Linked DNA regions of Mus musculus: regions 1, 2, 3 and 5 are each linked to region 4. The links are chromatin loops, found by intact Hi-C in ENCODE. Cell type or tissue: gastrocnemius. All regions are shown on one strand.

Region 1 (4,000 bases), 940 kb before region 4:
CATAAGCAAGAGGAGGCTCCAAGGGAGGGGGAGAGAGCTGTGGGGGCTCTCTGAAGGTCAGGTGGCAATGTTCAGCTTCTGGAACCAATGGTCACAGTGTCCTCTTTACCCACAAACATACTTTCTGTTATGACCATGAATGCTTTCTCAGGACTGTTTACGTAAGCTAGAAATTTTCCCCAAGGCCATGGTTGAGGCCATGGCTCCTCGCAGAGAACATACTTCAAAACCATAAGAAATGAGTTTATAATGTTGAATCAACATGGAATGGTCAACAGAGGAACCAAGTCTGGAAAAGTGGGTGGTTTATATATGCTACTAAAGGGGTCATTAGCTATGATTCACTTTTTACCTAGACAGCCATTAGGTAGGAATCATTAGGTGTTCATCTTGGTGACTTTCATTTTTCTGTACTTTAATATTTAAGACTTCTTGAAAAGGATACATTATTTCTATAGTAGAAATAGTGTTAAATGTATTTTCTTTCTTTCCTTCTAAAGCAGCAACTAATCTGGCCATTTGGGATATACATGTTGTTTCTTAGGACAGGCCAGAGTGGCTGGTCTGAGAAAGAATCCAATGAATGTACCCAGAGTGTCTTCAGAGTGCTTTTCAATTGGGTGGAGAAGAAAGAAACCTTATTTCTTCCTTAGTTGGAGCAGAGTGTGTAAGTTAAGAACTGTGAGCAGCCATGGTTCTAGCCAAATGGAAGAAAAACTTAATTCAACACCCAAAAAGCAATAGAGAGGGAAGCCAGTGACAGAAGTCCAGGTCCTAGAATCTCTATATATTCTTAAGTCTTCTCTAGATACCTAATCCAGAAAGTGCTTTGTCCCTTGATTTGTTTTTTCTGGATAATTTATTTTAATTTGGATTTCTGCTTTTTATATCCTCAGGAATCCCAATAAATATGTGATATACTATTTATTGATTTTTAAAATGTAAATGCCTAAAGGGAAACGGCCTTTCCGTTTATGTTCTGAATCAAAATATTTAGGGACAATTGCTACGCCACTGTCATTCAAAGCACCTCAGATACATACCCCTCCTTTTCTGGTTCTTTTCCACAGGGAACTCAGGGTACTTGAATGCTGATCTCTCTATCTGGAGTGACTTTTCCAGCTATTCTATGTTTGCCATATTCTTGGTATTGAGTTTCACTGAAATTCCACTTTTTAAGAAAAGGCTTTTCTTGTGTACATTGAACAGAGTGGCCTTCTCCAATGAGTTTATTTTACCACTCCTATTTTTGTAATATTTATTTATCTGTTGTGTGTCTCCCTCTCTAGAGCATGAAGCCTTAGCATGCACTATAATTTGTAAAGTGTTGAGTAGAAAAGTCATTAAGAACATACTGATTGCTGATACATCAATATGGCATAAAGCATGCATTGCACTCCTATATTACTGTGTCCTATGTCCTGAGCCCCACCCCCTTGCTCTCCCTAAGTCTGAAACCAGAACATGTCTTTTAATGTTCTTCCATACTGGCCAGAGTAACACTACCTGATTGTAGCAGGTGAAACTCTGCTACTCAGAATGGTTGAGAATAATCATTATAGACAGATCCCTAATGCAGAGAAGAGTATAAAGCCATAACAATTGGAGTCCAACCCTCAAATCAGAGAAAGTGAAGACCTTGGCTTCATGGGTCATTAACTGCAATTTCTTTGTTAAAACACTAGATGGCAGCTGACTATGATGTTGGATAAAACAGTGATTTTCATTGTAGTATTTACCAAATGCTGCATAACTTCTCTGATGATATTAAATATGCATACATTTTGATCATTTGACACGATGACAAAATTAGGAAGATGGTGTTGGCCTTGGTCTGTGAAGAGTTAAATATATTCTGAAACTTTATTTGAAAATGTAGAAAAGAAATGTGCTACTATATAATGTAAGAAAGCTAATTTGTCAGCTTCAGGTCTTCAATGAGAGAGATAGGAGAGAGAAAGGGGGGAGAGAGAGAGAGAGAGAGAGAAATACTCAAAAATGAAACTGAAATGCAACCTCTGCATTAGCAGTTTTGTACCTTTTAGATTAATAATCTAACCTAATAAATAATCGATTTCCTCTCTATATTCTCAGCTTAAATAAACACTATGGAGATAAGAAAAAACTTCCAAATATAAATTGATCAGAAAATCTATTGTTTCCTTAGGAATCTTGTATATGTAGTGTTGGGAGTAAAAACCTTAACTTTCTCTTAGATCCTAGAGGAAACAATTAATTAAGTATACCAATTAGGTATTTCTTTTTACGTATTAGAAATGTGAAATACTCTTCACCTGTTAATTAAAGGAGATCACAAAATATGATAAACACAATCTATTCTAATAAAGTTTCCCTTGTATTTTATGGTCTTTGAAAAGTGGTAGTAAAACAAATAATGGAAGCCAGGGGGATGGCAGTAGAGGCCCCAAGGGAAGATGGAGGAAGAGAAAGGGGAGGAGAGATAGTACAAAAGGGTGGAAAGATACATCTGGGAGAAGTGCTAGAGAGAAAACTGGAAGGGAAGGGCAGAGAGAAGCAAACACTATATGAAAGGTAGAGGGGGAAATGGAAGGCAGTACAAAATAGAAGAAGAGCAGATGGAAGCACTCCATAGACGGAACTCTAAACACAGGAAACAGGTAAGCATACCTGTGGTATCTTCACTGGGGCCGTCTCTCTGGGACTGTTACGGCTTCAAGTTTCAGAATAAAGTCTCCTTTAGGTACCTGGATGTTAGTTAATGAGGGAGTTGCTTACTTTTTAAGCCTGAGAAGCCTTTCTTTAAATAAATATGCATAAACCTCTTTCAGGTTCAGGTTTACTTAGAGGATTAGAGGCATAGAAAGGATATGCAGAAAAGGAAGGAAAACAAGAATTATAGAGAGCCAAGACAGAAAGAAGAGACTTTTGGGCAAGAACCCAATTCAAGTACTTGGAAGTCTTGTCACGAGAGCAACAGAAGGTATTTGTTCTTTTTACTACTTTTCCTCCACTCCCATTCCTTCATTTGAAAATGGATCCTTCTGTTGTTTCTGCCCTTAGCACAGGATTTCTCTGTCTCTGAATTCATCATTCATATAATGTTTAAACTGGCAAATTAACCCAGAGACCTTCAAAGCTTAGGTACAAAAATCTATATAAACTTTCTGGGTGACAAAGAGATGAAGAACAGATCCTAGAGACAAATTAACAGGGGAAGAACATTTCCCCCCCACATGCTTGGATGAATGATAAATGATAGTATTGTCTTCTAGTCATGTCTGAGTGTGAGTATAAGGATAGCGGGGAGACAGTCTAAGGGTCAAGTTCTAGCTTTAATGGAAAGAAATGATGGGAAAAAGGTAGACATGACTCTTATGCTGCAGGAGAAGAGGAAATTGACAGTACAGATCTGTACACTTTCCTTTAGGGAAACTGTAAGATCTCATTAAGCACAGGAGCTAGAGCTTATTTATAGAATAGCATAGCAGTTTTGTTATATCCGAGCAGTACAACCAAAGCTTTCTCACTCTGAGTGCTATACAAATTCTTATAACAATACAGCTTCATCCTCTAGGACAAGAACCTCTCTGGCTTTTCTTTGCTCTCTGATCCCCCAATCCCGTTTATTTACTGATGTGTCTGAAATGACTCAGCAACAGTCAGTGCTGAGCCATCGAGCCACTTGATTTCTCTCTTTAGCAACCCAGAGGAATGATGTCTACTTGGCTGGATCACGGTGGGGTCTGATTAAAGCTGTCTATATGAATGCCCAAGCACAAATGAGACACTAAATAAGTATGTGGTACAAAATAAGGAGGAAAGAAGGCAGTGGCTTGTGTGCTACTTGATACAAGGAAAGATAAATCATTTAGTGGAAAGTTTATCTGGGGGTAGAATATGAGGAGGGTGAGTCAGAGCAAACTAATAAAGGAGTGTGATGTTGGAAGATCAGGATGTCTCTGCTGCTGACGTTATTTGAGAGATAGAAGACTAAGTCTCTAGTGGGTGGCAATTATGA
Region 2 (4,000 bases), 570 kb before region 4:
CACGTTTTCTTGGCAGTATGGTATCAAAGTTGTGATTCCACTCTTCTCTCATATAGTGCTCAAATCAAGTTGCATAGCTAAAGCGCATGGATGGTATCGGTACCTGACAGTAGTTAAGATCATTGCTAAGAACCACTGAAGCCAGGCACCTGGCCTCTCCTTACTTTATTCAGTATTAAGAGAGATGTTTGTTGCCATCTTTTCCCTCATAAACATTTTTATTTCCAAGCTAGAGCAAGTTATGGTGCTGTTGTGCATAGTTACTGTACCCATAGGCCAATCCATAGACGGACACTCAGAATTGCTACCACGACAGTGGCACTCAGTTCAAGACTGAAAGATAAATTGGGCTTGCCAAGGTGCAAAGGTCTAAGCAAGGACCAGAATCCAAGGCTCTGAGGCACAAATAGTCAGGCAGTCTTCCAAGTACAAAGTGTTACCATGTTCTTTCAATGACCTCACCTCTGGGCTGAGCCATCTGCTATCTCAAAGACCCTCTTCCCAGGAGTCCACATCCAGGAAGAGTGGGCTAGAACTCATCAAAAGCAACAGGTGAGCCATTTATATTATGGAACATTAAATTTCTGTGAACTAAACTTCAGAGCAGTTATCTTTAGGGAAGTTGTAGTTGATCACATGTTTCTCTTCCAGAGTCAAAGTCCAGGCATTTTATTATGTTTATATATTCTCTGGGCTTTGGGAGTTACTGATACTGTAAGTTCCACGCCCCACGGAACTCTAACATAGTAAACAAGGATTTCAAATGAAGAAAGAAGGGATAATAAATGAAGCAGAGCACAAGCAAAACAGGAAGGGATGAAACATAATGTTAGGTTATAAAACAAGGAACCATGCAAAACGGAGTACAGTCGTGACCTGGCGTGTTGGAACCTGAGGCCTGAAATATGTGTTTAAAACACGAAAGCAGACCAAAAGTAGATTTTATTTTCATTTCTTTTTCTTTTTTCTCTTTTAACCTTTCTGTCTGATACTTGGCTTTTCCTGAGATTTATGTAAGCAGCAGCAGTTGAACAACTTCTATTTTGTAAATTTCAGGCTTGAAAAAATAGGGATGAACAAGACACTCTAAGTAAAATCTGTCCATCCTTTTCCCTTTTAAAAAAAGTTACCTCAAGTTCTTCTAACAAGTGATTCTGAGTAGATGAAGCTAAGACAAAAGAATAACAAGATGGAGAAGGAGAAGGAGAAGGAGAAGGAGGAGGTATAGGAAGAAGTGGTGGTGGTGGTGGTAATGCTGGAAGAAGAGAGAATAAGAGAGGGACAGAGGGAGGAAGGAAAAGAGCTTTCCCCATGGCTTTGGCAACTTAAGAAAGAAGAGGTCAAGCAACAGTTTTATTGGTTTCTAAGACATCTGAAGTATGTTCTTAGTTCTCCATTCTCTGATCCTGCCCTGAGGACTTCTAAAGTCACAGACAGTGGACAGAAGAAGAGTGTCCCTGCATCCAGGCTGCCCTTTGCCCAATACAGCAGGTCAGCTTTAATCTTAGCAGTGTCTTTCATCTAAAAGGGCATATGCCAAGCAAGATGTTAATGTGACACTCTGCACAAGCACACATTATGAGCCCCAAGTGCAGATGTGGCTACATGCATTTCAGAGCAGCCAGCTAGCATCTACAGAAATTCAGACACCTTGATGCCCAGTTGCTGTGTGGCTTTGTGGCATCTTCTACCAGTGTGTCTATGAATATAATTTAATATTATTTAATAGTTTTCTAATAATTTACTCTTGCTCTATCATATTAGAGAATTCTCTAAAGTCACTCTGTAGCAAAACCATAAATTACATAAAATACAGCTTTACATAATATTAACCAGTATTATATATAGATATATAGAGATTATAGTTGCCTTTACCATCATCCTTTCCGTGGTTGAAAACCAAAAAAAGGATATACTGGTGTTAAGTAAGGGTTGCACTGGATGAAGTAGCTTGTCAGGGTGACTGTGTTTGCTCTCTTCACAGAACAAATTCTTAAACGCTCCAAAGTAAGTTTTATTTTTGCTTCAGCCTAGTTTTAGTTGTAGGGTTTGTTAAGCATCAGGTTTAAATTTTCCAGCTTTCCAAATGCCAGGCAAGAATTGGGGCATATCGCTGAGCTATGGCCTGATTCTTATGTTTACTTAGTCATTGACAGGGTCTCACTGTTTTTCTCAGGCTGGCCTTGAACTTGAGGTCCTCACACCTTTACATCCCAGATAGCTGGAATTAAAAGCCTTCACTACTAGATTTGACTTGAAAAATATTCTTTAGTCAAATAAAATCATTTTGAATTAAAATTTGACATTGTTCAAAGCATGCTTGATGGGGAAAAATAACTGGAAACACTCGTCATGGCAGATCAGGTGTGTCCTTCCAAGGAGTTCCACTGGAGGGCAGTGTGTGCTTCAGAACAGGCGAGTGCTTCTGGGTTTGGAGCCGCATTGGTATGAAAATCTACACACCTTGGCAAGTTTTTAATCACAGGGGGGCACAGGAATACTGTATTCCCAGTCCTCCTTCTGACTGCATTGAGGATTAAAACAACTAAAGTGACTATTCAACTGAAGCCTGTCTTTTTTACAGACCCAAGCATGAAGACTATAATAGTTACTTGAAATTCATAAGACCAACTTAAGTCTTCATAGCAAAGCATGTGTACTGGAGAAAAGAGGAAGCAAGGAAAGAAAAGAACAGAGTGGTGGTAGAAAACTACCGCGAGCATTATTACTGCAGTCAGTGAGGCATGCTGAGTGGTGCTGGTGTTTTCAGAGTGGGCTAGAGCATGCTAGACAAGGAGTGGGTTTCCCCTGTAGGATTCTGAGTGGATTTAGACAGGTGGTTTTGGTCCAGAAGCTCTTGAGCAGGGGCACAGAGCAGAGCAATTACAGAAACCCTGTCCAGCGAGGCAGTTGTTGAGGTGGTCAAGGCCAGAGAATGCTCAGCTCTAACAGTGTATGGAGAATAAGAATGGAATCAGTCTGAGAGACAGAAAAGATGGACATGTCCTAGGATTTAATAATCAGTTTTCTGAAGTGGAGGAGGGAGAAATTCTAACATTTTATAACAGGGGAAAAAAAAGTGACAAATAGAAATTGAAGAAAATGGAGGAAGGTGCGTTTTGAGAAATGGAGCCAAACATCTGGAGAATATCCAGAGAAAAAGTACCTAGGAGGTGATGGAATTGTTGAGCCTGAAGATCAGGGGAGGGACGGTAAGGTACTAAAGACAGTGTCATTGGCACAAAGTTAGTAATTAAAATGTTGAGTGTGGATAAGCTCATCCAAGAAGATTGCCAGTACTGGGAGGAAAGAAACAGACAGCTGGACCACCCAGCACAAGTGGTGGGAAGCAGAGGAGGCCACAGTGAAAAAAGACAGAAACAAACAAGACAAACCAAGAGCAGAATTCTCTGTGGAGCAGTGAAACTCAACCAACAGAGGCAAATGCCCCAGAAATGAGCTGCAACACAAAGTCCACAACAGCTAGTGTGCAGGTACCTAACAAGAGAAGCAGATTGCAGAGGCTGCCAACAGTGAATATAGTCTTGCTCCATATAGGTTAGTCCTTTATGAAGCTTATATGAAAAATAAAAAAGAAGACATAGGGTCCAGAGAATAAGGGGAGTAGGTCAGAAGTAGATTTCTTGTTACTGAATTCAAGTGAATCCACTAAAAGTAATCCCTAGCAGAGGGATGCTGATGTTTCAAGAGGGAGGTTGAACTGTAGAGCCTGGTCTTGGCAGGAAAAGCTGAGGTTAGCTTAGCACAAAATAATGGAGACATGAAATCTTCTAAAACTAAAGGCAGACGATGAAAGATGTGAAGGAGAAAAGAAATCAAAGGAACTGGTGCTCAATTGCCTCTGTAGCAGGGTAATTATCCTAGCTTCCTCATACAGAAGGATCAGACCTTTTTTTTAAACAAGAGTTTCTGAAACTACATCTAAAAGTAAAAGAGACTGGTGCTCCTAGGTGGACGTGTGTGATTATGGGGCAGCAGC
Region 3 (4,000 bases), 260 kb before region 4:
AAAGTTATAGAAGATAAAGAAGGTAGACAACAAAACTAAAAGATAGGCCTTGGGCCTAAGCTCATCCAGCTCGAAGATGTCTAGCCAGCTTCCAACCCAGGCATTTTCACATAGAACACCTCATGCCACAATGCCTCAAGCTCAGTCCGTGTTAGAAGGTCCAGGGCAGAGGAGGAATGGGGCAGAATCAGGCCAGATAGTCAGATTTTGGAACAGTGGAGTAATAATTTTCACTGTACATATTAGTTTTCATGAAGAACTAGAATGTTAGGTTGGTAAGCTGAAGCAGAACCTAATATGTTTTGGAAAGAAAGGAGCGGTCCTAGACGTCACAATGTACTCAGATATAGTACACCAAAACCAACCTATGTACAGAAAACCCAATATGGAGACAAAAGTCATCACTGTCTTTCCAGACCTGAACAGGACACTAGAAAACAAGAGTCTAAGTTTTGAAGGGGTAATAGGATAGTAGTCCGAACAGACACTGCTATTATTTACACAGCTCACAAAGCCCAGGACTCAGAAACACAATGACTTACAAAGTCTGTTCTAACTCAAAATCCACATAAAAATGAAGATGTTGATGTTCACAAACTTTATACTGATTGCAGGTAAGTCAATAATGAATAATAATAAAACCCAGAGCCCTACAAAACCCTTGGCAGAGACTTCATTTTTAGCTATGTGACCAAATGATAAAGGCTCAAAGACCTATTTATTTAGGATAAATTGTTCCTTTAGAACCATTTACCAAGCTTTTAAGAACTATTTCTGGGTCCCGAATGAAAAAGATCAGAATAGCAGGTTGTCAAGAGTAGGACATTGTTTTTCAAAGCATCGTGGAGAATTTCGATGAAATGTATGACTTGTCCACATGAATAAATGCTAAAGGCTGTGATCAGGAGTTCACTGATAGAAATAGTCTTCAAGCCTGTATCTCTGTGTGCCAGCTCTGATGAGTATGTTGCCACTTCCCTGATCAGTGTGAGGTTGACACCTCACTTCATATAACTTGGTAACTTTAGGGACCCAACCTGTGTAGTCCAGTTGGAGAGTAGAAGCCATCTAGATTTAGACACTTCAGCCATAGATGGTAATGGAATAAGATGTAAACTGGGGCCTTCAAACAAGAGAATTTGAGAATCATGCAGTCAACTGTGGATAAGCAGGAAACAGCTTGCAAAGTGGTTAAATGAACTGGAAACAGCAGTGCACAATTACAGAGAGAGGGTGGAGGAGTCTGCTCCCCTGAGGCAATGGCAGGTGTTCGGGGAGAATAGTTAGGACTGTAGCTTGGTTTGTTCCCATCTCCTGGAACTTGGTTTTTTTTTTTTTTTTTATCTTCCTTTTAACTTTTCCATGTGATAGGTTTGAGGCAGGAGGCAGCTGGCTTCAAGGTTACCAACTGGCTTCTCTTATGAAAAATCATAATTGTTCGTAAGTTCCTTGGAACTACTGAGGTGGAAAAATTGTTCACATGCATTAATTTCATTTGATGAGGAAAGAGCACCTTGGAGTGACTTGAACAACTAAGGAATCTCTGATCATTTATGCTAAGGATCCAAAGTTTCTTGTCATTATCTCTTATTATTTATGGAGGGATCTTACCCAGTAAATGGCAGGAAGTAATTTCTATCTCCATTTATGGCAGCTTCTGCATAGATTTGCTTCAATTATAACTTGGAGTGAAATTAGGTAAGGAATTAAGTTACTGATAAGGGTTTTTGTTTTTCACTGTAACCTACATATACATAATCCACTGTGACGTCTTCCTCCTCGTGTACACATTATCAGCTTCACTGGCTAGGTGTTCGCCAAAATAAACAGGAAGGTGCCTGCCTATAGACTTGGATTACACTGGCTATGGCTTGCTTCTTCTGCTATTTAGACACAACCAGGAATTGGCCATAAAGAGAAACTTGACTTTCTTTGGGGACTTAACAGTATAATGGCTTTTCTGAGAGTGTGTTTAAGGAGTCGGTGGCAAGAAGGTAGGAACAAATTAGAAAAAAATTAAGAGTCCTTCTGACAATGGAATGTGATGATGTCAAACAGCAGAGAAAGGGTAGACAGTGTATTTTTTGGTGCCAAATTCTTAAAAGAAGCAATGCTGATAATTTCTCACAAGCACAGAAATCAAGCTCAGAGAAGCAGCCATCTTTCAAAGAACTGTTCTTTAGATCAACAGATGTCCTAAAGACAGAACTTAGTTGGGGATAAACCCAAACAGAGCACCTGCATTCCCAAGCCTGCATTTCCTGCAATAATGTGGCTATAATTTCCTCAAAACGCTGCCCTTGTTAAAACAGCTGACACAAGATAAAGTTGAAACCTACCCACTTGGCCCTTCTCTTGCACAACAGCCTTGGTTTCAAGCCAAAAACCAAGTACAAGCTGTAGTCCCAGTCAGCTTAATATAGTGAGGGGGTTGGGGAACACCTATTTTTTTTCCAAGACAAGCAGGACCTTGCAAAAAGTAAAACTTCTTGGTTGAACTTGCTGGATAAATAGCAAAACTGTGAGCTTTGTAGCATAATTATATCACAAAAGCTATAGACAAGGAGAGCAACATACAAGCCTTGAATTGTTTTTTGTAATAGACAAGTTCAAACAATCTGGAAAAAGTAATGTCACATAATTTAAAAATAAAACATGTAAACAAATTGGCTGCTTCTCTGAGCTTGGCTGCTTCTCCATATTTGACTTCTGGCCCAAGTTCTATACAAGAGAGTGAAGGAAAAGTCAGGGTTGAAAATTAGATGGCCAGTCATCCAGCTCACTTTCTCTCACTGTGCATCTGCCTTTTTGTTTTTGCTTTGTTCTTTTTCTTTTTTCTTTTTCTTTTTCTTTTTTTTTTCTTTTTCTTTTTGGCAGCTTTGTCTGTAAATGGAAATGATGTTACTATCTTCCTTGTAGGGCTATTGGAAGGATTCAATCATAACATTTTTATCACAACAAATGTTTGCTTTCATAGACTTTTGGCACACACCTTTTATAGTATATGTATATTACAAAATTATATTGTCCTCTCTCAGGATGAAGGAGATGTAGTGATAGAATAGAATATCCCTTAGATATGCTAAGAGCTCTTTTTTTTTTTAACAGAATAAAAGACAAACAGACTTCTGTTCTTTGGACATTTCAAAGTTAGTTACTCTCCTAGTGTTACCAGATCCTCCAGGTGGCTGTTGTAATCACATGTGTAAATCAAACCATTTCCAATGTTCCTCTCCCAAAGCCAAGACCTTTGGGAACTCAGGCAGTATAAGGGTGGATCAACGTTACTACATGATTAGTCAGAGAACAAATATTCCAGGTAAGCAGTTTTGTTTTCTCCCAAAGATTAAATTCATTCCCAGCTGTGGAGACTAATGCGCCCCAGGGATCTCTCTCTATATTTAACAAGGAGATAACTAAGTGGCAAAGTCAACAACGCTCAGAAGGCAGGTGCAAGGAACCAAGCAACTTTCTTCCAAATGTTATTTTTCCTTAAGGAAAATAAGACACACCTTTAAAACTAGAGCTGTGAAATCTGCACCATGGGGAAAAGACTCCAAACCAGGAGGAGGTTCTCATAAGCAATCAGCTCAAACTCTGTGAGAATGGAATTTAAGACATCAACTCCTTTCGCTTGATCACCCAGGCTAATATCCTTAAACTCTACTTTGAATAAGGTCTTTTCTCTGTTTGTCAAATCTAAACAACCACTCAAGTGATTAATTCCTCTGAAATGTCTTTTTTTTCCTCCACTTTTAGACTTCTCTGTCATTTTACCATCTCATACCTAGATTATCAAGGGTCCGAAAAGTCACCTTTTAGACTCTTCAAGTCCAAGTAGCAGTATCAAACAAGATCATCTAAAGTCACACTTCACCTTGAAAGGTAAATCGAACTCTGTGTGGTCTTTAAGTCTCATCTTTTCTACTCTGTTTTTAAGGCCCTGCATCATTTCACCACACCCTACCAATTTGGCCTTGTATTCCAGTTAAGACTGGCT
Region 4 (4,000 bases):
AATAAAAGAATTATGTTGGAGCTGCTAAGATCTTCTAACAATAAAATAAAAAAAAAAAAAGGAAAAGAAGAAGTCTGAACTAACTTTCTATGGCTTCACAAACTACAAAAGATACAGCCACATATATGATAAGATATATATGTATATATATAGTAAAACGGTGTGTATAGAGTTTAATACCATCCAAGTTTCAGGCATTCTATGGAGGTTACTCTCCTGCCCTCCAGGCAAAAGCAGAGCAGTATGATATTTGAGACTAACCCACTTTTGAAGGGCTGAGAGATAACAATTTCATACTTCAGATCTGTGCTAAATGTTGCTGCGATGAGTGGGTGGTGAGATGTGCCTTTAATCCCAGCACTCAGGAAACAGAGGCGGGTGGACTGGATGTCAGACTGATCTACATAGCCAGTTCCAAGAAGGTAGGCTTACATACTGAGACCTTATCGCAAAGTAAACTTTTAAGAAGAGGAAAGAAATAGTACTTATGAAATACTCAAAAGCCTCCGGTAAGCACCAGAACAGTTGCTGACCTCGAAGTTCAAATAATAGCCCAAGCGGAGGAAGTGGAAATGGTGACCCTCGTTTACAGAAAGTGAATCAGTCACAGCCAGGTTCTGAAATTCCGCATGAACTCATGCTGCCTGAAAAAGCCAGGCATCAACGGTGAGCAACCATGATCTCCGGCCAGCTAGGCACTTTGCTTTCCATTGGGTGGTGACGGTCAGATCTCATTGCTTCTGACAAAGGCCCTCGTCAAACCCATGAGTCATGGTTTGCGTAAGCCACCGCTGCTCAGTGAGAGCAGACCCACTTCCTGACTGCACAGTAGTAACTCTGACTTCCTGACAGCCAAGGCAGACAGGTGCGACAGTGCGGCGTGCAGCGCCATCTGCTGGATAGTGTGGGATAAGCAGCAGCCTGGAGTGGATGGTCTCTGAATTCTGTGAGCTTTGAGACTGCTAGCAGCCAGGCCTGACTGCAAGGCCTGCCAGGAACACTAGCAGAAATACATACCCTCTATCCAAACCATTCCTCGAGGTCCTTTCCTTGTTATAGAATGTGGTGTGGCAAGCACATATGCACATGTGTATTCAAGGTGTATATGTGTTATGTAAAGGGTACAAGATTGTACATGATCTCTGAACAAATAGAAAAAGTGACCATCACTACCCTCATTGCTGGATTTGTACTAAATTTTACAATTAACAGAAACTCATAAATAATCCTATATAATCCCTCACCTTTCTGTATAAGCAGAAAGGAGTAAGGGGTATCAAATACTAGCTCTGCTAGTAGAATTACTCATGACTTAGCCATGAGTGAGACGGCAGCTAACAAGGCTCCTCCTTTCTTTACCAAAGTCTTTGCCCACATGCAAATAAAGACTGGCTGAGCAACTGTTAGGAAGAGGAAATGAAGCAAAACCCAGCCAGCTATGACAAGTCTGACATCAAGCCTCAACTATTTCTGAGGCTGGAAGTGGGTCTCAGAAAACTCTGGCCAGCAATAGGTTTAGGTTTTGGCCAGATGCTACAGAGAAGGTTTCTAACATGAGACAAAATATCTGTTGGAGGAGGAACTGGCCTAGGCATTCATGGACACACAGCATAGGACTAAAGAACTCTGGCCAGGTCTCTTGCTTCCTACAGTTTCCCAGCCGTTGGTGCTCTGCCAGCCTCTGAACTACAGCAGATGTTGCTTCTTGCTTAAACGCTAACTGACTCATTCCCTCTAGACCATAAAGGTAACCAGCTCATCTGACCCCCAAATATAGAGGGATGATTGGAAGATGGTAGGTTTGTTTGTTTGTTGGGTTTTTTTGGTTTGGGTTTTTTTTTTTTTTGGCTTTGTTTTCAACTAGAATGTCAGACTGAGGAACGCCTGGAACAAATAGTTCTGGGTTAGAGGTCAGGGGACTGGCTGGACTCTAGGGCAAAAGCAAACAAGGCTTTTCACAGTGGCTTGCAGGGATATGGTGACAAACCTGCCTCCAGTGGACAGACAAGGAACACTGCTGGCTGGGCTCGACCTTAGGCAGCTGGAGCAGGCCAGGAAAACGTGTTATAGATTCTGCCTCTGCCCCTGTCACATGGAAGTACACAGCATAGGTAACAAGCCAGATGAGGCTGGATCGGCCTTGAGTGCCACAGATGGACCTCTTTTTTGGGTCTCCTATCTGCGAGGAACGGGTCTCTGGTTGCAGGTGGGCGAAGGAGTGGGGTGACAAACAGACACGACACGAGAGAGTATGTTGAATCTGAGTATAATGTCCAAACGAAAAACAGACTTTTTTATACAGAAGAAAAAACAAGAAAAGCCAGGCAGGACATATCTGCTGAATTACAGTGACACAAAACAAAAGGAATCTATACATCAAAAGATGGCGGGGACCAGGCCGCTGTTTACCACTTAGAATGGAGCCAGGTGTAATGCCAGTCTATTGTTAAGCCCACCACTAGGGGTTCTTAGTAAAAACTTGATTATGCTGTTCCTTTGGGCCTAGTGAAGAAACTGGTCCCAGGGGGATTCCCTAACTCTTTGATGGATAACTCACCTATTCACTAGGCCTTTGTATATTCCCTTGTTTGGGTGAGACTGGCTACTGTCCTAAGTAATCACTCTGCAGACCAGCCCTGAGCTATCCTAGCTCCATTCTTTGTAATTAGTTTCACCATCTCTACTAGAAGTGAATTTGAATGTTACTGAATAGGTATCATTCTTACTGAATTCCTACTGAATTCCAAGATTGTCAGCTTCAAGGATTTGGAACACTGGCAGAGGCTCACCTATGTCAAAATTCAACCTTTAAAGGCACTTATAATGAATCAATACTGAAAGAGAGCATACACCATACTAACGTGGGGATCGGGTTTGAGTATACGGGCTATGAGAATGCCAAGGTTCCAGGAGGCTGAATTTCCTTGAAACTCTTTGCCTCGCGACTGCCTCCAGGCTTTTCAACCCCGACAGGCAGACTTCACTGGAGTGGGCATAGCACTTGAGAGCTCTGGACTTGAACGTGTCTCACTGTAATGTGGCAGCACTGGTGCCATAGCACTGGAATAGCACTGCAGTGTAGACCAGTAGCTGCTGTGAGGCCCTCCCAGCCCTGTGGCTGCTAAGCTTTACCCCATCCATTCCACAACACACATGGTTCTGTTACTGTCACAGGATTGGGCCGCATGTACATGAGACATGGCAAAGGAACATGGTCTTTGCAATCGTTTGCCATCTAGTGAAACCGTCTATACAGACTGGCATAGTTTGCAGACTCCAGGAGGCAGTTTGAATTTGCTGGGTCACCACAGATGATATATTTGTCAACATCTGTTTTCACAGATCTAGCTCACTCCTGCCAGCAGTAGGCCTGGGTTCCCCCTGAAGCCAAGAGTCCCTAACAGCAGAAAAAACAAACAAGTGCCAGGTGCCAGGTGTGGGTCTAAACTTTAGACTCTAAAACTGTGGTTCTCAACCTCCCTAATGCTATGACCTTCATATTGTGGTAACTCTCAAACATAACATTATTTTGTTACTACTTCATAAATGTAATTTCGTTATTGTTATATTATCTGTATACTGATAATATACAGATTATCTGATATGTGAACCCAAGGGGAGGGGGGCATCGAGAACCACAGGTTAAGAACCACTGCTCTAAAGGCTTTGCAGGGGGAAGGGGAAGGTGTCTCACTGTAATGTGGCAGCACCGGTGCCACAGCGCTGGAATGGTACTGCAGTGTAGAAGAGTAGCTGCCGTGAGGCCCTCCCAGCCCTGTGGCTGCTAAGCTTTACCCCATCCATTCCACAGCTCAGCCTTGAGTGTCGGAGAAAGAGGCATAAATGTGCTGGCTCTTCCCACAGGAGCAAGGAAGAGTTAACTCCACATCAGCTTGTCCCCAGCCTTGTCCTGGCTGCCTCTGGTGAGGCCCATCCTCCAGGCAAGTCATAGATAGCCTTTGTCCAGGAGATGGCATCCAGGATACTATACCACACAGTT
Region 5 (4,000 bases), 79 kb after region 4:
TAAAAGGAAGTGGGTAGCATTATATTTATGTTCTCAAGTTAAAGCATTTGTTTCTGTTAATTATGTTGCAAATCACAAAGGAAAGCTATAACATTTTCTTTTCAAAGCAGAAATCAGCAATGTACCTGAAAGGTCTTGAAATTCAGGCTTTTGGCTGAATATGAGGTAGTTAGTGGCGATGAAATGAAGCAGCCAGGTGGAAAGGCAGTCTGAGTGGTGAAACTGCAAGAAAGGAAAAAGAAAATGCATTCCATTTCCGATCTGCTCAGCTGTGTGCTCAGAGGCACTGCTCTGCTGTGCACCTCTTCAGCTTCCATATGCTCAGCTCTTTATTGGAGCGTCCCCCAGCCTGAAGCAGGCTGATGCAGACCTTGTCGCCACTGAGGTGGGGCCACCTGCAGTGCAGCTTTCCGACTTGGCTGGCTTCCTTTGAAGTGACAACTGCCCTGCTCTTCTGCTACCTGCCTAGAGGCTGAACCTATCTTCCTGAGACATTCCTGAATAAGCAACAGCATGGCGACATGGACTGGCGGGGGGGGGGGGGGGGAAATCCCCCTTTTAAGCACAGTCTCTTAATAAACTCGATGACCTTGATCAGAGAAAAATTTGTCTTGGCTTCATTCTTTTCTCGCCACCTAGTCTCTCTTTCAGCCCCAGCCTGCCTTCCAGAAATACCTGGTTCGTGTAGGCCACGGGCCAGCCTCCTACTACACTTTATAACCACAGCTGTTCACAGTGACTTGTGCAATCTGCATGTGTCTCCCAGAATTAGTAGGAGCACCATTCTTAACAGTGAGGGCCTGGGCATTCGAGGAGCCAGAAGCCAGTGAGGTGATACCCAACTTTACACTTTTCATTTTCCTAGATTCCTAATCAGCAAGGCTTGTCAGGTGAACTCAACAAATGTTCACCATACCACTGAATTCGAAAATATGCTCATGAAATGAATGAATGATTAATGAATGAGGGAGAAAGGAGTTTTGGGAACTATGTCAGTTGGCATATACAGACTAATCCTACCATTTTCCTTTCAGTAATGTAGGAAGAAAATTCTATTTCCTGTACTGCCACTGTTCTTAACACAGCCACACTCAAGGAACCTGGATTAGTACCACGATTGGGGAAAAAAAAATACGCATATGTAACTTCTAACCTAATGCTTCAAAATTACTTAACTGTAAAAACCAGTGCAAAGAAACTGTAGCCTCATTCAGCCAAACTTTTGAATGAATACTAGTCTCGATATTGCTGTTAAAACACAGAAAAATAAAAGGAGTATCTGTGTATTTTAAATCAAAAGAGCCCCACCCTGACCCAAGCCAACCACCTTGGCCTTTTTGAGCAGGTCTACAATGTCGAGGTTCATGGAGGCCAGCTCCCTGCTGGGCATGCTCTGCAGCTGTGTGATGATGAACAGCTCACAGATGTGCTGCAGTCTAGAGACCTGGTACATCTCAGCACAGATCAGGAGACACATGGCCTGAAAAATGCCAGCTGATGAGAGAGCAAATGAGAGAAGATGTACGGTTAGACTACTGCTCTGAGAAACAAAAAGAAAACACACATTACTGGTGTGTACTTCTATTTGTTACATCTATTACATTCCATTGTAGCTATGACACCAACAACATTGTTATTATTTCGGCAGTACTTAATATAAACAGACCAACAGTCTCCACTTTTCTTGATTAAAAAAATGCTCACATATGCACACACATAAACACTAGTATTTAACTGAACTCTGAGTTTTCATTTTGGCTAATCTTCCCCAAATAACCTTTTAATTCTTAAAGTATTGTGCCCATAGTTGCTATTACTTTCCTGAGCATTTTTTCTGATTAGTGATCACATTTTTTATTAAGTATCCAAATTCCTATTGAGAAAATGATAACAATTTTCTACTAATAACCAATGTTTTCATTTTTGCCAAGCAAAAATAGCAAGTCAACCCTTATTAATATCAGCATTAACAACTCCAAAACACAGAACTGGGAAGGAAGCCTGAGACCATTGACTAGAGAAGGAATTTTCTCATTTGAGCTGTGTTTGAGGAGGGAGCCATCTGGTGGACAAATAGGATAAAACATTCCTAGGGGCTTCTGCACCTTGTTCAAAGGATTGTAATCTCCCAAGATCAGTTCTAGTGTGTAGCTGCTACACATTATTAACTATTATTAACATTGCTAGTGGTTAGTGAGAGAATTTGGTTAGTGAATTTAGAAATAAATCCTATAATCTACTGGGATTCTAAACATCTCAAGGAATGTTTACAGATATGCCAATTTTAGGGGAGTCTGACTTTGGAAGTAGAGCAGCCTTTAAATATTCTACACTCTCAGAGCCAGAAATATTACAGGAGTCTCACAGTACTAAAAGTCCTGAAAAATATCTCAACCAGATGTGAGGATTATGAAATCTGTTGTCTAGCCCTTCTTATTTGTGCTCTCTAAACTCTAAAATTAGAGCAACCACTAGGTACCCCAAATAACTGTTCCCAGGTATCTAGAGCAATCAGTAACCTTGCTGCTAGTGCCAGCTAGGACACTGGAGTGCATGAACTTCAAATGGAAGATCCATTTGAACTAACTGAGAATGCAATGTTCTCCCTATCTCAACTCCAAACTGCTCAGCAAATGCCACGGTATCAACTCTGATTGACCTTAAACAAAACAGATTTCACCGAGAGCAATCTATCAAAACGAGTAAGAAGAAAGTATGATGAGATTGTCTTATACCATGCAAAATTCATACCTGGGCAACAAGAGTCTGTGTATAAGTATTCTAAAAATGACAAGAATGTCTCTTTGGAAACGCCATAAACTGGAATCAGTACACTCTTGGCTTCCATATAATTACCATTAAACATGGCAGCCATCACTTCACATCGTGCCACCAAGATGGCCCTGTGGGCTGGCACAGTTGCTCCTGAAAGGCGAGAGAGGTAAACAAATCAAGAACTGTAATACTGTAGAGTTCCAAGCGTGTTCAAACTGGAGGGCCACTGTCCATGACAGGCCAGGCTGCTGCGTAGAAGCCTCACAGGGGATATAACTGGCATTGCTCCAGAGGCTTCTTAAACAGCATAGAAACAGAGTTTTAAACTTGTCTTAGAGCCCAACAATCTGCAAACCAGACAAACAGTTGTTAGTTTAGATTTCCTTAAGACCAAAGAATTGGAATGACAGATTTTGCCTTGTGTTTTTAGAACAGCATCTATCCATCATGATTGACTTGAAATACTGCTACCTCTGACCATGTTCCACCCAGGAAAACATCTCAACCATTACCTTGTGGTCAACCTCACACAGAACTGTCTTGGAAAGGATTTCCTACACCAGGAAAGGAAAACTGCAAAGCAAAGGAAATAGCCCACCTCACAGAAGGAATGGCCAAGAGGCTGTCCCGAGCCAAGCCAAGGAGCACAGTCTTGACCTTGGGGACATTGCAGAGCTGATGAGCATGGCCATGCCATCTTCCCACTGCTGCAACACAAGCAGAGCCTTTTCTGTGAAATGAGAAGCCCCTGAGCTGGACACTGACTCTCTAGGGAAACTGCTGAGTTTTCCAGATATGGTTTCACTTCACAAAGACAGCACCAGATGGGATGACATGGAACTCATGAGGTTCCTGTTGTTGTAATGTCTACCATGAATCCACATAACAGCCTTCAGTTCCACAGATCATCACGGAACATCCACCATCATTGTGTCAGAAATGGTGAGAAACCAAATCTTTTAAGTCCAGACTCCATTTTAGAGAACTTGAACTCAGGTAAACTAACAGGCCAGTACCTAGCATTCACTTCCAAGTTATACTTCCCCCCACCCCCTGCAACAAAACCCGAGCCTAGCTCCAAAGTCTAGGCTAACCACAACAAATCCAGCATTTCCAAGTTAATTGCCAACAAGTCCACACCCAGCCTCATGATCACCAATGCTGAGGGAAGCAGAAATTATGGTTTGACTCCCAGCATCAGCCAATTATGCTAAAGGCCATAATA

Evidence for each region. Hi-C counts contacts between places; a loop is a spot of excess contacts. Peaks named below come from ENCODE experiments on the same cell type or tissue, not always from the same donor. Only the 100,000 strongest peaks of a DNase experiment are listed, where the experiment ranks them.
Region 1: a loop joins it to region 4, with 7 times the contacts of the local background. A loop is called at or near these places in 12 of 42 quality-filtered maps.
Region 2: a loop joins it to region 4, with 5 times the contacts of the local background. A loop is called at or near these places in 36 of 42 quality-filtered maps.
Region 3: it touches region 4 in a loop (4-fold over the local background); 3 of 42 quality-filtered maps call a loop at or near these places.
Region 5: a loop joins it to region 4, with 2.3 times the contacts of the local background. A loop is called at or near these places in 19 of 42 quality-filtered maps.

Annotation. Positions count from the first base shown.
Region 1 is chr13:74,860,121-74,864,120 of GRCm38, forward strand. No RefSeq gene overlaps it. Among named protein-coding and RNA genes, the nearest start is that of Cast, 54 kb to the left of the region's middle. In gastrocnemius, a CTCF peak has its summit at 1,680 (motif pointing right); no DNase peak of the experiment used is centred here.
Region 2 is chr13:75,225,403-75,229,402 of GRCm38, forward strand. No RefSeq gene overlaps it. Among named protein-coding and RNA genes, the nearest start is that of Pcsk1, 140 kb to the left of the region's middle. In gastrocnemius, a CTCF peak has its summit at 2,386 (motif pointing right); a DNase peak (open chromatin) is centred at 2,394.
Region 3 is chr13:75,540,404-75,544,403 of GRCm38, forward strand. No RefSeq gene overlaps it. Among named protein-coding and RNA genes, the nearest start is that of Mir682, 100 kb to the right of the region's middle. In gastrocnemius, no CTCF peak of the experiment used is centred here; no DNase peak of the experiment used is centred here; H3K27ac peaks cover 387 bases.
Region 4 is chr13:75,797,153-75,801,152 of GRCm38, forward strand. No RefSeq gene overlaps it. Among named protein-coding and RNA genes, the nearest start is that of Glrx, 41 kb to the right of the region's middle. In gastrocnemius, a CTCF peak has its summit at 1,992; DNase peaks (open chromatin) are centred at 888, 1,661 and 2,060; H3K4me3 peaks cover 936 bases; H3K27ac peaks cover 1,688 bases.
Region 5 is chr13:75,876,046-75,880,045 of GRCm38, forward strand. Rhobtb3 (Rho-related BTB domain containing 3) reads right to left here. Exons shown (of 12, transcript NM_028493.2): 9 at 2,752-2,925; 10 at 1,328-1,494; 11 at 126-222. Among named protein-coding and RNA genes, the nearest start is that of Gm24163, 27 kb to the right of the region's middle. In gastrocnemius, a CTCF peak has its summit at 2,068 (motif pointing left); DNase peaks (open chromatin) are centred at 392, 1,385 and 2,062; H3K27ac peaks cover 757 bases.